2 separate regions of the Homo sapiens genome follow, and region 2 is linked to region 1. A link is an interaction called in ENCODE POLR2A ChIA-PET data of the cell type or tissue named here. Cell type or tissue: K562. All regions are shown on one strand. Each heading gives the region's core, and the rest is flanking DNA. Links, peaks and the distances in the headings are about the cores only. Region 1 overlaps FIBCD1 (fibrinogen C domain containing 1). Region 2 overlaps LAMC3 (laminin subunit gamma 3).

Region 1 (8,855 bases), core at 443-8,442:
TGTCCTTCAGCAGGGACTTGGAGTGGCCATGATAGGACCCCATACCTACCTGCTCCGCTCCCAGGCACAGCCAACGTCCCCCAACACCACGGTGCCAAGTGGCCCAAACCCTGTTCTTTGCAGCCCTGTTCTCCGCCAGGTGCTTCCTTTGTGCGAGGTCAGCCAGTTCACATCTGCCTGTAATTGGCTCCCCTGGAAAGGAGCCCCCACATCCCCCCACCTGAGCTCTTTAGGCCGGGAGGAAAATCCTGCCCTCACATGGAGAACGTCAGAGGAGCCCAACAGCAGGCTCAGGCTCAGGGAGGGATGAAGAGCTCCTGGGGCCTCCCCAGGTGCCAGCCTGGACCCCTGTGCCGGGGAGGCTGAGCAGCAGGACCTCGGGGTCCAACAGATGAGATGTTAGCTCCTTCCTACTTGGGCTGCAGCTGCGGCCGGCCCTCCTTGTCCCAGAGGCAGTGGTGGCAGGGGATCTGCTGTGACATTGGTGGGCCACAGTGTCCCCACGCTACTGCCTGGCCCACACCCTGCCTGGGGAATGGTCCTCAGAGCACACACACATTCATAATGGCGAGGTGACCGGTGACCGGGGACAACACCCTCACATTTCCTTCGTTCATCGTGCAAAGAAAGCGTGCCTCCGTGGGGAGCAGTTTGGGTTTTTCAAACTTTGAACAGAAACAGGACAATGCACGTGCAGGGCCCAGCCCCGCGCCCGCCGTGGCTCAGCACCCGAGAAACGGCAGCTTGGCAGTGCTGTGCCAAGAGCCGGCAGGCGCCGACTGCCAAGCCTGGGAATGACGGCAGGGCGCCAAGCCTGGGGGTACCGTTTTCAGTCAAAAACAAGGAGTGGGTCCGATTTCCTTCTGGGCTCAGCAGCTGGCTCTGCAGGGAGGGTGGTGATGTTGGTTAGGCCTACTGTGCGCCGTCCGTTTACGCATTGACTTGATTGCCTCTTCCCCACCGGCCCTGCGCGGGCTTATGCAGAGAGAAACAGACTCAGAAAGGTTCTGCAACCTGTCCGAGGTCACGTGGCCTGTGAGAGGTAGTCAGGATTTGAACTCAGCTCTGCCTTGTTCCTGACTGAGCCCAGAGGCCTCCCTGGGGGCACTGCCCAGAGGTGTCCAGAAAGGAGTTAAGGGAAAGCCAGACTCCTGGGAATGCCGCAGAGCCGCCCCAGGGCTGCCTTTGAAGGGCTGCCGTAGCTCACACATCCAAGTTCTTTGTTCTTTAAAAACATGCATCCTCCTCTGCCAGGACCCCTCTGCCCCCCTCCCAGAATCACCTGATCAGAAAGCCCGGGAGGCTGGGAGAGGCCACAGCTCCACAACCAAGACAGTCCTGTCTGTAACTGGTTTCTGCAGCAGTTTCATCACAGTCTAGGAAAAACCGCAGTTGCTGCTTCCAGGGGGCCGTTCTAAGGCATCGGAGACCCTCTCTCCCAGTCTCATAGGGTTTGGACCCACCCACCCCCCATTCCTTGGGTTTCAGCTCCTCTGCCCAGCTGGCAAGGCTCTGCTTAATGTTCCATTCAGCCAGGCATGTCCTCCTCCAGGGAGCCCTCCCAGATAACCACCTCCAACTGCCCCAGCAGAGGGACTCACTCCTTCTCAGGGTTCCCAGCAAGCTCTGTTGAATGCTGTGCACCAGCACATTTAATTCTCATCAAAACTTTGTGGGTTGAGGCTTTTATAATCCTAGCTTTACAGATGAGGAAACTGAAGCCTGGGGTTTGGAGGAATGTGCCAGGGTGGGAGCTGCTCTGCCCTATGGCTGCTGGCTTGTGCGTCGTCTCTCATGGGGCTGTGAGCTTTGAGGGCCAAGGTCATCCCTGTGAGCCCCGAGCACACACGGGGTGCTGTGCAGGAGCCCTTGTTTTGCAGGGGAGAAGCCACGTATCCTGTTGGCTGGAGTCTGGGTAGAACTCAGGTCTCCTGGGTGCCAGCCCAGGGAGCTCCCTGGGACTGAGCGTGCACTCTCATCCCCACTCCTCTGGCCATCTCAGCCCTGCGCACCTGGGTTGCCCACTCCTCCAAGCCTCAGTCTTCTCATCTGCCTAATGGGAGCACCAGTCGTCCCTCCAGGGCTGTGGCGGGGAAGGCCGTGGTCATCCTCTACGGCACTGGCCGGGTGCTAGGGTGACCACAGAGCCCAGCTCAGTGCTCAGGACGCTAGCTGCATGTTCTGGGCACAGTGGCAAAGCAGCAGCTGGTTGGTCAGGGTCTGTCTGCAGAGGCAGCCCTGGGCGGGATGCAACCTGCGGAGTGTAAGGCTGCAGCGGCCCAGAGGCATCTCCGCCTCCCTCGGTCCCCAGGCCCCATCTGACAACACAGGGCCGTCGGTGGCTGCTGCTGTCTTCCTTCCTCCGCGTCCAGAGCTGTCACTCCTTCCTCCATGTCCAGAGCCGTCACTCCTTCCTTTGAACCCGCCCAGCACCATCTGCAGGACCATGTGGGCCCAGCTCTCCCTTGGCAGAGCCCCTCTAAGCGGCACTTCCAAGGTGCGCCGGGCGGCGGGCTTCTGAGAATCCGCACCAAGAAAACACTCTCTGTCTGTCTTCCCACTCGTGGCATCTGCCCAAGAGGCTGCGGCTGCGGCGAGTGTTTCTACTCAATCGTTTTCCAGCCGGGACCCAAGAGAGACGCCCCCCCGGAGCTGGACCAATTCATATTTTGGCCTGAAAATGAATCAGTAATTTTTGTTTCCCTACCTTTTGCTCCCCGCCTCCATTTTGTTTTGTTTTGTTTTAAGACGAGGTCTCACTCTGTTGCCCAGGCTGGAGTGCAGTGGTGTGATCTTGGCTCGCTGCAACCTCTGCCTCCCAGGTTCAAGTGATTCTCCTGCCTCAGCCTCCCGAGTAGCTGGGATTAAAGGCGCCTGCCACCACACCCAGCTAATTTTTGTATTTTTAGTAGAGATGGGGTTTCACCATATTAGCCAGACTGGTCTCGAACTCCTGACCTCAAGTGATGTGCCTGCCTCAGCCTCCCAAAGTGCTGGGATTACAGGCGTGGGCCACCGCGCCCAGACTCCCCACCCCTTTTTGCCTAGTGGGGATTCACGTTCGGTGGGTGGGGCAGAAAGAAGGGGAAGTGGACGCCTGGATCCTTTCCTTACTTCCTCCCTCTGTCCTCCCATCCCACTGGTCCTCGCTGTGTAATTAAAGCCCTCTGTGCTTGGCCACATCCAGGCATCTGGCGTCACCAAGGTCCAGTGTCGCTGAAGCTGTTTGCCAGAAATACAAAGCCACAGCTGCAGTTTATCCTGGGCTCAGAGTCAGACTAAACATTCCCCCACACGGGAAGCTGGGAGGACCCACCTGACGATCTGGGCCGTGCTCGGCACTTGCACTAGTCAGGCCACGTTGGGCTGTCATTGGCTCGAGGTCGGGGCAGGGTTTCCAAGCCCGAGATCCTAGCACAGGGCCCGGCACAGGCAGTCACTTGGGGTGTGAACCAAGAAATCAGGACAGCCCGTGGCAAAGGCTGTCAGTGGTTCCCAAACTGCGGGCGTACTCCGTGGGTCACTGGCAAAATCAACTGAATGGGTTTGATCAACATTATTTTTTCAATCAAATAGAGTGGAATAGAACATGATAGAAAATATCAGTGCACTAAGGCTGGGCGCGGTGGCTCACGCCTATAATCCCAGCACTTTGGGAGGCCAAGGTGGGTGGATCACAAGGTCAGGTGTTCAAGACCATCCTGGCCAAGATCGTGAAAGCCCGTCTCTACTAAAAATACAAAAAACTTAGCCGGGCATGGTGGCAGGTGCCTGTAATCCCAGCTACTCAGGAGGCTGAGGCAGAGAATTGCTTGAACCTGGGAGGCAGAGGTTGCAGTGAGCTGAGATCGTGCCACCGCACTGCCTGGGTGACAGAGTAACACTCTGTGTCAAAAGAAAAAAGAAAATATCTATGCACGTCCTTCTGCATTAAGCTAAGTCTGGAGTCTGGATGCGTGTGCCTGTGTGGTGACGTCGGCTGCATCTCTCTGGGACATGGTCAGTCTGCAGGTCACTTCTTCAAGGCCAGACCACAGATGTGTCTTGGCGCCTTAAGAGCAGGTCCGCAATCCGTCACTGCACACGTTAAAAGTGCCCACGTTGGCCGACAGTTGCTGCAGTTTATTTTTTTATTTTTTTGAGACAGAGTCTCGCTCTTATCACTCAGGTTGGAGTGCAGTGGCGCGATCTCGGCTCACTGCAACCACGCCTCCTGGGTTCAAGTGATTATCCTGCCTCAGCCTCCCAAGTAGCTGGGACTACAGGCACCTGCCACTATGCCCGGCTAATTTTTGTATTTTTAGTAGAGACGGGGTTTCACCGTGTTGGCCAGGCTGGTCTCGAACTCCTGACCTCAGGAGATCTGCCTGCCTCGGCCTCCCAAAGTGCTGGGGTTACAGGCGTGAGCCACCGCTCCTGGCCAATTGCTGCAGTTTCTAAGTGGGCGTTGATTCGGGCTACCTGGACAGGAGTGCCGGCCGTATGTGGTTTCAGTGTCCTTCCTTGGGCAGAGGCAAAGGCAGGGGGCCAGGTGTGCTCACCCCAATTGATCGGCACCAAGGAGGAGCCCTGGGGGATGGTGGGGTCACTGTAACTGGCACCCAGACTGAGAGGGCAGTGGGAAAGAGGGGGCTGAGGACTGTGGGTGCAGGGACCAGCTCTTGGCACCAGAAGCCTGGGTAGAGGGGCACACTCAAGGCTACAGCCATCCTGGTCAGTGGACCTGCCACCAAGCACGAGTGTGGACATGGTGTCAGGACATTAGCCTTCAGGCGCTGGTGGCAAGGGTAGGTCCAGACTGTCGTGGGACTGAGGGCACAAGATGTAGTCGGCCCCCGCTTTTTGCTGCTCACGGCCGCCTGGCCGCTGGCCAGTGTCCGAGCTTCGGCCCTGTAAGGGTGGGGTGCCTGGGCTCGGGGAAAGGGTTTGGGGAGGGACATGGGCACGCAGAGAGCACGCAGCCCCCGAGCTGAGTCTCGACTGCCCATCATCCCATCAGCTGGGACGCAGGGGCAGGAACAGCCCCTCCTGCCACATCCTGAAGAGTCAGGGCAGGGCTGGGGTCTGGCGAGTTACGTAAATGGCAGCATTGGTTCCAGGCGTCCCAGTGGTGGGAGTGAGCGCTGGAGGCAGAGCCTGGGGGATCCTCTCGGAGGCTGTGGTCTGGGCTACCGGGGCTTCTTGCTCTCATTCTGGATGGTTCCTCTGAGCCTTTAGGAAGAGGCACAGCTGGGCACCTGTACATCAGCTCACCTGCCCCTGGTTGGGCACGCCCACTGGCTGCTGGGGTCTCCCCACTACCCGCACTGTGGCCTACTTCCCTGCATTTTCTGCCCCGCCCAGCAGGCTGACACAGGGCCCAGGACCCTGCCCCTCCTCCAGGGCCACCCTGCTGGGCAGACCTGTTCTCTCCCCAACCTCCAAGTCTGTCCTGCCTCTTGCACGGTTGGGGTCCCCTGAGCACGGGTGTCTCCTCTGTTCCTTTGCCCTAAGGTCCCCAAGGGCAGAACCGTGACCTCGTATCCACTGACTTGGCTTTTGCAGCTGGTGCCTGGCAGGAGATGCTCGGTGGAACATCTGTGTGAATGAGAGGCTGGGACAGACCCCTCGGGAGGGCTGGGGGAGGGTGGAGGCCAGAGTCTGGGAGAGGAGCAGAGGAGGCAGGAGCCCTCGCCCAGGCCTGGGCCTCAGTGCTGTGGCTAGCCACCCAGCTGGCACTTGCTGAACACCTACTATGTGCCAGGCCTGAGCTTATTCTCGGTGGATGGTCATAGCCTGGGAGGAAGGCGTGGCTGTGATCTCTGCTTTACAGACGTGGGTGCTGGGGCCTGGAGAGGTGTGGGGACTTGCCAGGGCTCTCTAAGGCAAAGCTGGGGCCCTGGAACCCAGATCCACAACCACTGGGCTCCCCTGCCTTCAGGAACTCCTTCACCACTGAGCATGCCCAGGTCCCCAGTCCCCAGGGCAGAGGCCCAGCCGACGGCCAATGCCAGCCAGGCATCCCAGGGGGCTTCGGGCCTGCCGGTCCCTCTAGCTCCCCTCCTCCTGCGGAAACAGGCTCCTACTGCCCGCTGCCTTCTCAGGGGAGTGCCTGAGCTTCTGCTAGGATTAGGCCTTTGAAAAGGTGCGTGCTCAGGGTCCCAATATGCGGCCATCAATACGGCTCTCCACCGCTCCTCAGATCTCCCTGAGCCTGATCGAATTTCCTTCCACCCCGAGCCGGTCACTCCTGAGGACTTTCAGATTTCAGAGCTGGGCCAGGTTTGAGGTAGCAAAGCACGAAAAAGGAGGTGTCATCTCCCTCCAGCTCCCTGACGTCAGAGCTGCCCAAACGCCGTGACGGACACGTCCCCGAGGGCTCAGAGCAGGGCTCAGAGCATTGGCAAACGCTCACGCGGCAGACGCCTCGGGTCAGACCGGGCATCCGGGCAGTTCCGAGCGACTGAAATCAGGCTGCTTAGTAATGAAACTGGCAGCTCGCCGGTGCCGCAGCCAGATCTCTAACACATCAGACTCTGACACAGATGGAGGCCGGCCGGGCCGCGGGCGCTGCCTCGGAGAATAAAGCAGGGAGAATAAAGGAGAATAAAGCTTGTTAAACAGAAAGAGGGCTGGGAGGGCTGGGGAGGCCGGCTGGGACGGATTGTCAGCGGATCCTGTAAATACTCCAGGCAGCTCTGGCCCGGGCCAGCGTGGTACTCATTTCAAAGCAATTTAACCGATGGGATTCCTGACTCCCAAATCAAGAATGTTATTAAAATGAACAACAGAGGCAGCCCAGGCGCTCGTTGGTACCCAAGTCACACCCCGCTGACTGTGGGCTCCTCGTCCTCCCCTGAGCCATCGCCTGGACTCCGGTTTCCCAGCACCCCGACCCCTGCCCCAGGCTTGTTTTGGGGAAGGGGAGCTTATTGAGGGACAGGGCTCTGGAGGCCAAGCCTGGGGTGTGTGGGGGGTGCTCTTGGTTCTTAAAAACTGGAGGATAGACTTGGTCAGTTTTGTTTTGACCTGGAAAAAGATTAAGACTCTGCCCCCCCTTTCTTTGACCATTGGGGAAACCGAAGCCCAGAGCAAAGTGCTGGAGATGCCCCCAAAGCCGGCTTTCCTCCACCCCACCGAGATTCCCTTTTTTTTTTTTCAGACAGTTTTGCTCTATCACCCAGGCTGGAGTGTAGTGGCATGATCTCGGCTCACTGCAACCTGCGCCTCCCGGGATCAAGCGATTCTCCTGCCTCAGCCTCCCCAGTAGCTGGGATTACAGGTGCATGCCACCAAGCCTGGCTAATTTTTATATTTTCAGTAGAGACGGGGTTTCCCCACGTTGACCAGGCTGGTCTCGAACTCCTGACCTCAGGTGATCCACCCACCTCGGCCTCCCAAAGTTCTGGGATTACAGGCGGGAGTCACCGTGCCCGGCCCACCCCACTTTTTTTTTTTTTTTTTTTTTTTTGAGAGAGAGCCCAGGCTGGAGTACAGTGGCACGATCATAGCTCACTGCAGCTTTAACCTCCCGGGCTCAAGGGATCCTTCTGCCTCAGCCTCTCAAGTAGCTAGGATTACAGGCATCCACCATCACACCTGGCTAATTTTTAAATTTTTTGTAAAGATGGGGTCTCACTATGTTGTCTCGAACTCCTGGGCTCAGCCTTCCTTGCTGGGATTCCGGGCATGAGCCACCATGCCCGGCCTGGAATTCCTCCCTGAGGAGCCGTCTTGGGGGCCTGTGGGCATTTGGTTAATCCCACCTCGAGCCACCATGAGGCTCTGGAACCTCTGCTGTTTTCCAGGCCCCTGGCCAGGGGCCGTTGCGGGAAGTGGGCAACCAGGCCCCTGCCCTCCCGAGAGGGCAGGTTGGGAGCAGGGTGAGGGGAGTCTCTGGGCGGGGTGGGCCCAGGTGGGCTGCGAGTCCTGGGATGGTCGGTGCCAACGCCCCATCCCCATCTTCCCTTTGCAGGTGTTTCAGCGCCGGGAGGACGGCTCCGTGAACTTCTTCCGGGGCTGGGATGCGTACCGAGACGGCTTTGGCAGGCTCACCGGGGAGCACTGGCTAGGTGAGCACCCCACCCACCATCCGGCCCAGGTGGGCCTCCTCCCCCTGCCTTCCGGACACAGTTGGGTCCCAGCTGCTCCCTGAATGGGTTTGGGCTGGGTTTCCCTGGCCTCGGCACACCTGAGCCAGCTCACAGGTGTCATGCATGAAGGTGACAGGCATTCAGAAGGAATGAGGCCAGACATTGCCAACGGAAGTGTCAGCGTGGGTGGGCTCCCAGTGCTCATAAAGGCTGAGGGTCCCACATGCCCTTGGAGGCCACTTCCTGCCGGGGTCACCCTGGGACCTGCTGGCTGTCCTGAATCAAGCCAGCTTGGGCAGGTGGTCAGCAGCATCCCAGGCAGCAGGAGGACAGAGGAGGACCCGGCCCCACCCTGCCCAAGGGTGCCAGGGACACCAGGCATGGAACTCCCAAGAGTGGCCAGTGGTGCTGAGTGTGTCCAGAATTGGTGGGTTCTTGGTCTCACTGATTTCAAGAATGAAGCTGCAGACCCTCGTGGTGAGTGTTATAGCTCTTAAGGTAGCGCGCCTGGAGTTTTTTTCTTCTGATGTTCGGATATGTTCGGAGTTTCTTCCTTCTGGTGGGTTCGTGGTCTAGCTGGCTCAGGAGTGAAACTGCAGACCTTCACGGTGAGTGTTGCAGCTCATAAAAGCAGCGTGGACCCAAAGAGTGAAAGAACAAAGCTTCCACAGCGCAGGAGGGAACCTGAGCGGGTTGCCGAGGCTGGCTGGGGCAGCCTGCTTTTATTCTCTTATGTGGCCCCACCCACATCCTGCTGCTTGGTAGAGCCCAGTGGTCTGTTTT
Region 2 (8,000 bases), core at 1-8,000, 120 kb before region 1:
AAAGTGCTTCTGGGCCAGGCGCGGTGACTCACGTCTGTAATCAGCACTTTGGGAAGCCGAGGAGGGTGGATTACTTGAGCCCAGGAGCTTGAGACCAGCTTGGGCAACATGGCAAAACCCCATCTCTACCAAAAAATACAAAAATTAGCCGGGTGTGGTGGTGCACATTTGTAATCTCAGCTACTCAGGAGGCTGAGATGAGAGGATCACTTGAGTCTGGGAGGCGGAGGTTGTAGTGAGTAGAGATCGCGCCACTGCACTTCAGCCTGGGTGACAGAGGAGGACTCCATCTTAAAAAAAAAAATAGAGATAGTGGGCATGGTGGTGCATGCTTGTAATCCCAGCTACTCAGAAGGCTGAGGCAGAGAATTGCTGGAACCGGGGAGGTGGAGGTTGCAGTGAGCCAAGATGGCACCACTGCATTCCAGCCTGGTTGACAAAACAAGAATCTGTCTCAAAAAAAAAAAAAAAAAGCTTCTAAATTTATCATAGGTTTTTGTTTTGTTTTGTTTTTGTTTTTTGGCCATTGTATACTTTCTCAATCAAGTGATGGCAAATGTGTTGGGGTAAGGTCCAGACCCCAGGAGCCCCTGTCCCTCTCTCCCCTCAGCTGTCCCACTAGGTACCAAACTCGGTGCACCCAGATGACACTCAGCCTCTCCCACCCCGCTCCCCACACTGCGTGCCCTGCTATCCAGAGGCCCAGAGAACCCCGAAGGTCAGCCTCCACCTCTTCTTCCTCTTCCACCCCCTGGTCACCATGTCCTATTAGCTCCTCCTTGCACTGGGCTCTGGAATCTGCCCTGCTCTCCCTCTCCACAGTCAAACCCCCATGCAGGCTGCCCAGGCGTTCCTGCTGTAGCCTCCACGCAGCCTCCCCCTCACCCACTCCTGCTTCTCACTGATCCACGGCTCCTCCAGAGGCCTCCCGTGCCCCCCACCCCACCTCAAACACCTGTCCTTCCCCTCTCCCTGCACTTATGCAGCACCTCCTACAGGAAGCCTGCCCTCCACCTGCAAGATCCGCTGAGCTTCCACAGGGCTCAGCCTGGTCTCATTAAGGTCTGTTTTTGTCTCTTGGCCTCTCCAGGAGCTGAGTGTCTCTAGTCTTCACCAGGATTAGGGCGAGGTAGCTGCAGACAGGAAGGGATGGGGAGGGGAGGGACTGCTGACAGCCTGTTCCTCCTGCTTCTTGTCATTCAGTGCAATGTGTCCATACTGGGCCGCCCCTCGCCCTCACCTGCAGCCTCCCTCACTGAGCGAGTGGAACCCGGGCAGACAGCGGTCACACTTCCAGCCAGTCACCGTGGGCTTGCAGGCGCAGGTGCCTGTGTCATCGCACTGGAGGTGTAGGGAGCCTGGGAGAGGAAGGGCACAGGGCAATTGAGGCCAGGAAAGGGAGAGGGTCGGAGGCTGGGGATGTGGAGTCCACTCACCTGCCGACTGGCAGTCACAGGGCTGGCATGGCATCCGCGGGTCCCAGTGATAGAAATTCTCCTGACAGCGCTCACAGTGTGGCCCAGCTGTGTGGTCACGGCAGTGGTGACAGCGCCCGCCGTGGCCTGTGCTGCGGAAGAGCTCCCGATCAAACGTGCATTCCTCGGAGCGGCCACTGCAGTTGCAGGCTATGGGCAGGAGTGGGGAAAGGTGTGTGAGTCCCCTGTGATGTGGTAGGAGGCTGCATCTGTGTCAGTCAGCCTCCCTGTGCTAAATGAGCAGGCAGTGCAAAGAGAAGGGCAAGAGCATGGTCCAGAATGGAGTTCAGGCCCAGCTTGATCAAGGCTAGACATTGATCAATTGATTTTCCAAAACAGGACACTCTTAAGAGCAAAGGGGACACTGTTAGTAAATACACCAAAACAACAGGCAGAAAGAAGACCATCCCAGGCAACAAGGATATACACCCAGATAGATGGGCACCGATCAGAGGCTGGCTGCCTTCTGGAGTGGCAGCTTGGCTCTCTCCAAAATCTCCTGGAGGTCCTCCAAGCCATAATAGTGTGACTCTCACTATTGTGTGAGGTCACTCAGGGGTACAGAAAGCACAAGTCACCTTTCATTTCCCCCATTAAATCATTTTTAAAAGTCTGTGTGCAGGACTGGCTCTGTCTTGGCTCCCAGAGTGAGCTCAGGGGTGGATCCATGAAAGGTGCGGACCCATTTACACCTGCCGCCCTCGTGCTGCCCACAGCCCAGACGGCAAGCAAGCAAACCCCCTGCAGGTGCAGGGCTGAGACAGGAGAGGCTGGGGGCTTTGGGAGCCGAAAGAAGGGGCCCCTGCAGCTGTGCTGGGGTGGTGGGACAAGGCTTCCGAGAGGAAGTCATGGCCGCGCTGAATCTGAAGGCTGAGCAGTGAGGAATAGGCCAGGCAGAGGAAGAGGGGGCGGGAAGGGCGTCGCAGACAGGAGGCGAAAGCCCAGGGGATACCCCACATGCAGAGACAGACGCGTGGCCTGGTGCGGGTGTGCCATGAGGCTGGCTGCAGACGGCATGTCGTGTGATGGCAGGGAAGGAAGGACTTTGTGCAGTGGGGGGCCTGCAGTGCAGGGGCAGTTGTGAAGTCAGAGGCTAGCAGAGCTTGCTCCAGGGAGGCTGGGCTGCCGTGGTCAGTGGACGTTAGCTGGGAGCAAAGGGGGAGCCGTGGGAAGGTTTAAGCAGGGAATAGATGTTACTAAATTTGTCCTTTAGAAAGTCTTGGCCCAGTGCCATGGCTCACGCCTGTGATCCCAGCACTTTGGAAGGTAAGGTAGGAGGACTGCTTGAGCCTAGGAGTGTAAAGACCAGCCTGGGCAACAGTGAGAGCCGAGCTCTATAAAACATTGCTTGGCATGGTGATGTATGTGCCTGTAGTCTCAGCTACTCTAGTGGCTGAGGTAGGAGGAACACGCACCCAGGAATTCGAGGCTGCAGTGAGCTATGATTGGGCCACTGCACTCCAGCCTGGGTGACAGAGTGAGGCCGTGTTTCAAGAAAAGAGCCTTAGCTGCAGTTAGGGGAGGGCTGGGAACAGGGAGAGCAGGGAAGAGGAAGCTTCGGGTGTGCAGGGAGAGGAGGCAGGGCCAGGCCCAAGGCATCGGCTGCAATGGACAGAAGTTAGACAGACTGGAGCGATGTGGATGAGGCGGAATTCAGGGCTCGGGGCTGTCTCAGCTGCGGGTGAGGGTGGGGATGAAGGGTCAAGCCTGAAACCCTGGCTCCCAGGCTGCTGACTGAGAGACAGACGTGACCATGGAGCTGAGGACATGGTAGAAGCAGTCTGGCCTCTGTGTCCCCACCATGGAGACAGCAGCAGGCTGGGACAGTGGAAGCCAGCCAGCACAGCTTCCTTGGCCCCAGGACTCTCTGGTGGAGGCAGGCCAGCGAGGGCAGCTCCTGCAGACAGTGCCCCACCCTCAGAACAAGCCGCCCCCGGCCCAGCCCCAGTTCTGGTCGCCAGTGGCCCAGGCCCAAGAGGACAGCGGGGTCCAGAGGCCAAGCTGCCCGCCCAGCGAGCCTGTGAGTGAAGATGTGTCTCCTGCCAGCAGCACCAGCACCAGCTGGGATCTGGCCCCCAGCAACGGCGGCTGTGCATGGAGAGCCTGGAGGAAACCAGGCTGTCTGGGGACAGGGTGGGGCTTGCAGCCAGTGCCCCAGCCAGAAGGGAAGTCAGTGGGTCCCTGCTCTTGGCCTGTGTCCCTGGAGAAGACATGATGGCATCATCCTCTCTCCAGCGCTTCTCTGAGGTTAGGTGGTCAAAGCCACATCACATGGGGGCTGGGACACCAAAGGGCTGCCTGGGGGCCCGTGGGAGAGGCTGGGTGGGCCATCAGCACCCCCTTGCTTGTTGGGTAGCCTGGTTCCGATTAGCAGCTGGGGTGGGAGCGGTTAACACAAAGAAGCAAGTCGGGGACCTTCCGGCCCTCCCACCACAGGCGCCTCTGCATGGGTAGAGTTGGTCCAGGGAAGCTACTTAGTGGAGGAGAGACTGAGGCTTAAATGCACCCCCTCCCCAGGCTCCCCTTCTGCTCGTCCTTATCTCTGCAGCAGCACAGAGACCCCGAGCTGCCCCCGGGGCGTACCCAGGAGCAGCCCCCACCACGACGTTTTGGGGAGTTCCTTTCCCCGCCTGCAACACCAGCCTCGGGTCCCTGATGCCCTGTGACACTCAGACACTCACGCAGACACTCGTGGGCAGCCTCGGCGGTGCCCCGGGCCCACGGGCGGTCCTGGAAGAAGGGCAGGCAGCGCTCACAGTCTGTGCCGGTGGTGTTGTGCTGGCACCGGCAGGCCAACTGGCCTGCCACGTCGGGGCCGCACTCGCTGGCATGCCCGTTGCACTTGCACCTGGGAAAAGACACAGAGGAGGAAGGGGACCCGCAGGTGCCGGCAGGGCAGACAAGGAGTTAGTCACCAGGTAGCCCCTGTTTGCAGGTGTGAGCCAGACTCCACCCTCAATCTTGGCCCTCACTGAACACCTACTATGTGCCCTGGGGGCAGCAGTAACAGAGAACTGACTGTACTGGTGAGCTCTGGAACAAACCCATTCCATCTTCACCAGCCTGTTACCACCCCCATAGAATGGATGGGTGAACTGAGAGGCACAGAGAAGCTGCCCAAAGCCACCAGCTAGCAAGTGCCTGGCACAGAAAGCTTCTGCCTGGGAGGAGCCCCACCTGGGGGCTGAGAGGGACCCAGGAAGAAGTCACCTTAGTCTCCCAAGTGGAGAGTGGGCCAGCAGTCACACCAGCAATAGGTGTGGAAGGCAAAGGGAACCGCCTCCAGCAGCTATCCCTCAACTGTGTCCGAAAGGGCAGGAAAGAAGGTACCCCAAACAGGGACAGCTCCTGAGTCACTCCAAATCCCCCATGAGTCCACTTCGGATATGGTTTGGATCTGTGTCCCCACCAAATGTGTCAAACTGCAATCCCCAATGTTGGAGGTGGGGCCTGGTGGGAGCTGATTGGATCATCAGGTTGAATTCTCCTGAATGGTTTAGCACCCTCCCCCGTGGTACTGTAGAGTGAGTTCTCATGAGATCTGGTTGTTTAGAAGCGTGTGGCACCCACCCGTCAGCCCCACCCCATCCCCTGCTCTCTTGCTCCTGCTCTGGCCATGTGATGTGCCTGATCCCTCTTCACTTTCCGCCATGATTGTAAGTTTCCTGAGGCCTCCCCAGAAGCCAAGCAGATGCCAGCACCATGATTCCTGTACAGCCTGTGGAACTGTGAGCCAATTAAACCTCTTTTAATAAATTACCATCAGCTGGGCATGGTGGCTCACACCTGTAATCCCAGCACTTTGGGAGGCCAAGGTGGGCGGATCACCTGAGGTCAGGAGTTGGAGACCAGCCTGACCAACATGGAGAAACCCAGTCTCTACTAAAAATACAAAAATAGCCAGGTGTGGCAGCGCATGCCTATAATCCCAGCTACTCAGGAGGCTGAAGCAGGAGAATTGCTTGGACCCAAGAGGCAGAGGTTGCAGTGAGCCGAGATCGTGCCATTGCACTCCAGCCTGGGCAACGAGAGCAAAACTCTGTCTCAAAAATAAATAAATAAATAAATAAATAATCATCTCAGGTGTTTACAGCAGTACAAGAATGGACAAATACGGGGTCTTTGAGAGCAGCCCCGGCCTGTGGCCCCATTCCACACACAGGATCAAGAGACAGGTGGAATCAGGCAGGAACAGGGGTGCCCTGGGAGCCCGCGGCATGCTCGGCAGAGCCTGACCCTGTGAGTGATTGTCCCTGTCCCGACCACTGTCCCTGTCCTGAGCTGCTCAGAGGCCATGGCTTCTGCCCCTGGCCAAGGCAATAGCTTCTCCCTAGAGCCTCACCAGAGGTGGGAGGGACATTAGCGTCCCCATTCCACACATGAGGCATCAGGCTCAGGCCTTGGAACTCACAGATGCTAAGTGGCTGAGCTGGAGCTGAAGCCCGTCCTCATCGACTCCACGTGGACCCTGAGCTCCTGGACACTCCTCTGTGGCCACTCAGTGGCTCCCTTAAGCCACGTTCCACGCTCTGCCCTCTGTGGATGTTGACGAATCACCAACCGCTGTTGCGGCTCCAGGTGCTTTAGCTGATAGCGGACACACTGTGTGGTAGGGCACGTAGCACGGCTTCCACGCAAGGCCCAGTTTAGGCAGGCAGCACCCCAGGGTTTCTTGGGGTGAGGCAGGCGCCAGGCAATCCTGGGGACAGTGGTCACCAGGGAAGTCACAAGGGACTGCCCCTGCCTTGGAGGGGGTGCTGTAAACACCAGCCCTGTGAAGCCCACTGACCCAGGAAAGGAGAGTGAGACTCCACGGGCTCCACTGTGAACACAGGCTGTTGGGGCCACCTGTCCCCTGCCATGAGCAGCCTGCCCCAGCCAGCTGTGGTCTGAGGGTGGTCTGGCTCTGGCAGCTGGAACCCAGATGTCCTCTGGCCCGAAGCCCCCTGACAGGAGGCACTGGAGCTCATGGCCGCCTTCCCCGGGGAGCTCCTCCCACCGACTCACATAAGGGGGCAGGTTGGAGCAGGGGGATCCTCATGGCCACAGGGGCTCTCAGTGACGAGCCTTGGCCTTCTCTGGAGCTCACACACCCAAAGCAGGCATTTGAGCCTCATGCCGCCCCCTTCTCCATCTCTCTAATGCCACCCAAGCGCCTCTGAACTGTGGAGGCCCAGAGTCCAGTGTCATCCCCGCTCCCCACTCCCATGGCCCATGGTTCACACACAGAGCTGCGTTTCCATCCTCAGTCGCGTTCAGACCCACGCGCCCCACACCCCAGCCCTCTGGTCCAAGCTGCCGCCTCCCGCCTCGATTCCTGACATTCGACTTCCTCTCTCCTCCTATCTGCCCCACTTGGCTGTCAGGGGTTTGGGGGTGTTTTAAAAATCTGACTCTGTTACTACCCTGACCAAATCCTTCCACAGCTTCCTCTTGACTTCTGGGTGAGGCTAAACCCGCCCAGGCCCTGACACTCTGCCAACCTCTCCACGCCCACCCGCCTGCCCTCCACCCAGCCACGTTGGCCGTCCCCTAGTCCTCAACCCCAGCCTTCCCACTCTTGGGTCCCATCTGCAGCACCAGCTCCTGTCCTCCCCGACCCCAGGCACACGCTCTCCCTTTCCTCTCCTTCCTTGTCATCCTGGAGCGGGCTGATGTGTTCACTGGGGAGCAATCTGATCAATGTCTGCCATCCCCAGGTGACTGGGGCAGGAACGCACCTGTTTTCCTCTCTCCTTTCAAAGAAACCTGAGAAACACTGACGTGGAAGCTGTTCATGCCTCCCTCGTCCCACAGCCCTCCCTGGGCACCCACTGCCAGGTGGCCATGTGCGAGACAGGCCTTGGGACTTGAGGTGAGAGATGGGCCTCTACCTCCTAGGCAGCCCCTGCTTCCTGGAGGGGACAGATGTTGGAGGAGAAACAAACTGCCCACAGCACTGATGGGTGCTAATGGCGCATAGGACCAGGACCAGGACCAGGACCAGGACCACGGGCCAGAGAGAAGCGCCTTTCTCTAGGCCAGTAACACCCCTATACTAGAAAGGGGAAGGGGGCCGTGGCTCATGCCTGTAATCCCAGCACTTTGGGAGGCCAAGGCGGGCAGATCACCTGAGGCTGGGAGTTCAAGACCAGCCTGACCAACATGGAGAAACCCCATCTCTACTAAAAATACAAAATTAGCCGGGCGTGGTGGCGCATGCCTGTAATCCCAGCTACTTGGGAGGCTGAGACAGGTGAATACCTTGAACCTGGGAGGCAGAGGTTGCAGTGAGCTGAGATTGCACCACTGCACTCCAGCCTGGGCAACAAGAGCGAAACTCCTTCAGAGAGAGAGAGAGCGAGAGAGAGTGAGAGAGAGTGAGTGAGAGCGAGAGAGCAAGAGAGAGTGAGAGAGAGAGAGAGAGAGAGAAAGCGAGTGAGAAAGAGAGCAAGCGAGAGAGAGCAAGAGAGAGAGCGAGAGAGAGCAAGAGAGAGAGACAGCGAGAGAGAGCAAGAGAGAGAGAGCGAGTGAGAGAGAGCGAGA

The links. ChIA-PET counts read pairs that join two places held together with the same protein. Peaks named below come from ENCODE experiments on the same cell type or tissue, not always from the same donor. Only the 100,000 strongest peaks of a DNase experiment are listed, where the experiment ranks them.
Region 2: POLR2A ChIA-PET joins it to region 1 with 5 read pairs; 4 of 35 experiments call an interaction of 5 or more read pairs at or near these places.

The regions. Positions count from the first base shown.
Region 1 is chr9:130,910,988-130,919,842 of GRCh38, reverse strand. FIBCD1 (fibrinogen C domain containing 1) reads left to right here. Exons shown (of 7, transcript NM_032843.5): 5 at 7,955-8,051. Among named protein-coding and RNA genes, the nearest start is that of QRFP, 19 kb to the right of the region's middle. RefSeq lists enhancers at 404-944, 4,846-5,538. In K562, for the core only: a CTCF peak has its summit at 6,683; DNase peaks (open chromatin) are centred at 631, 1,121, 1,990, 4,912 and 12 weaker places; H3K27me3 peaks cover 8,000 bases.
Region 2 is chr9:131,032,489-131,040,488 of GRCh38, reverse strand. It overlaps LAMC3 (laminin subunit gamma 3), which reads right to left. Exons shown (of 28, transcript NM_006059.4): 4 at 4,157-4,323; 5 at 1,437-1,625; 6 at 1,241-1,358. Among named protein-coding and RNA genes, the nearest start is that of LAMC3, 27 kb to the right of the region's middle. In K562, for the core only: no CTCF peak of the experiment used is centred there; DNase peaks (open chromatin) are centred at 5,778, 6,021, 6,792, 6,952 and 6 weaker places; H3K27me3 peaks cover 7,970 bases.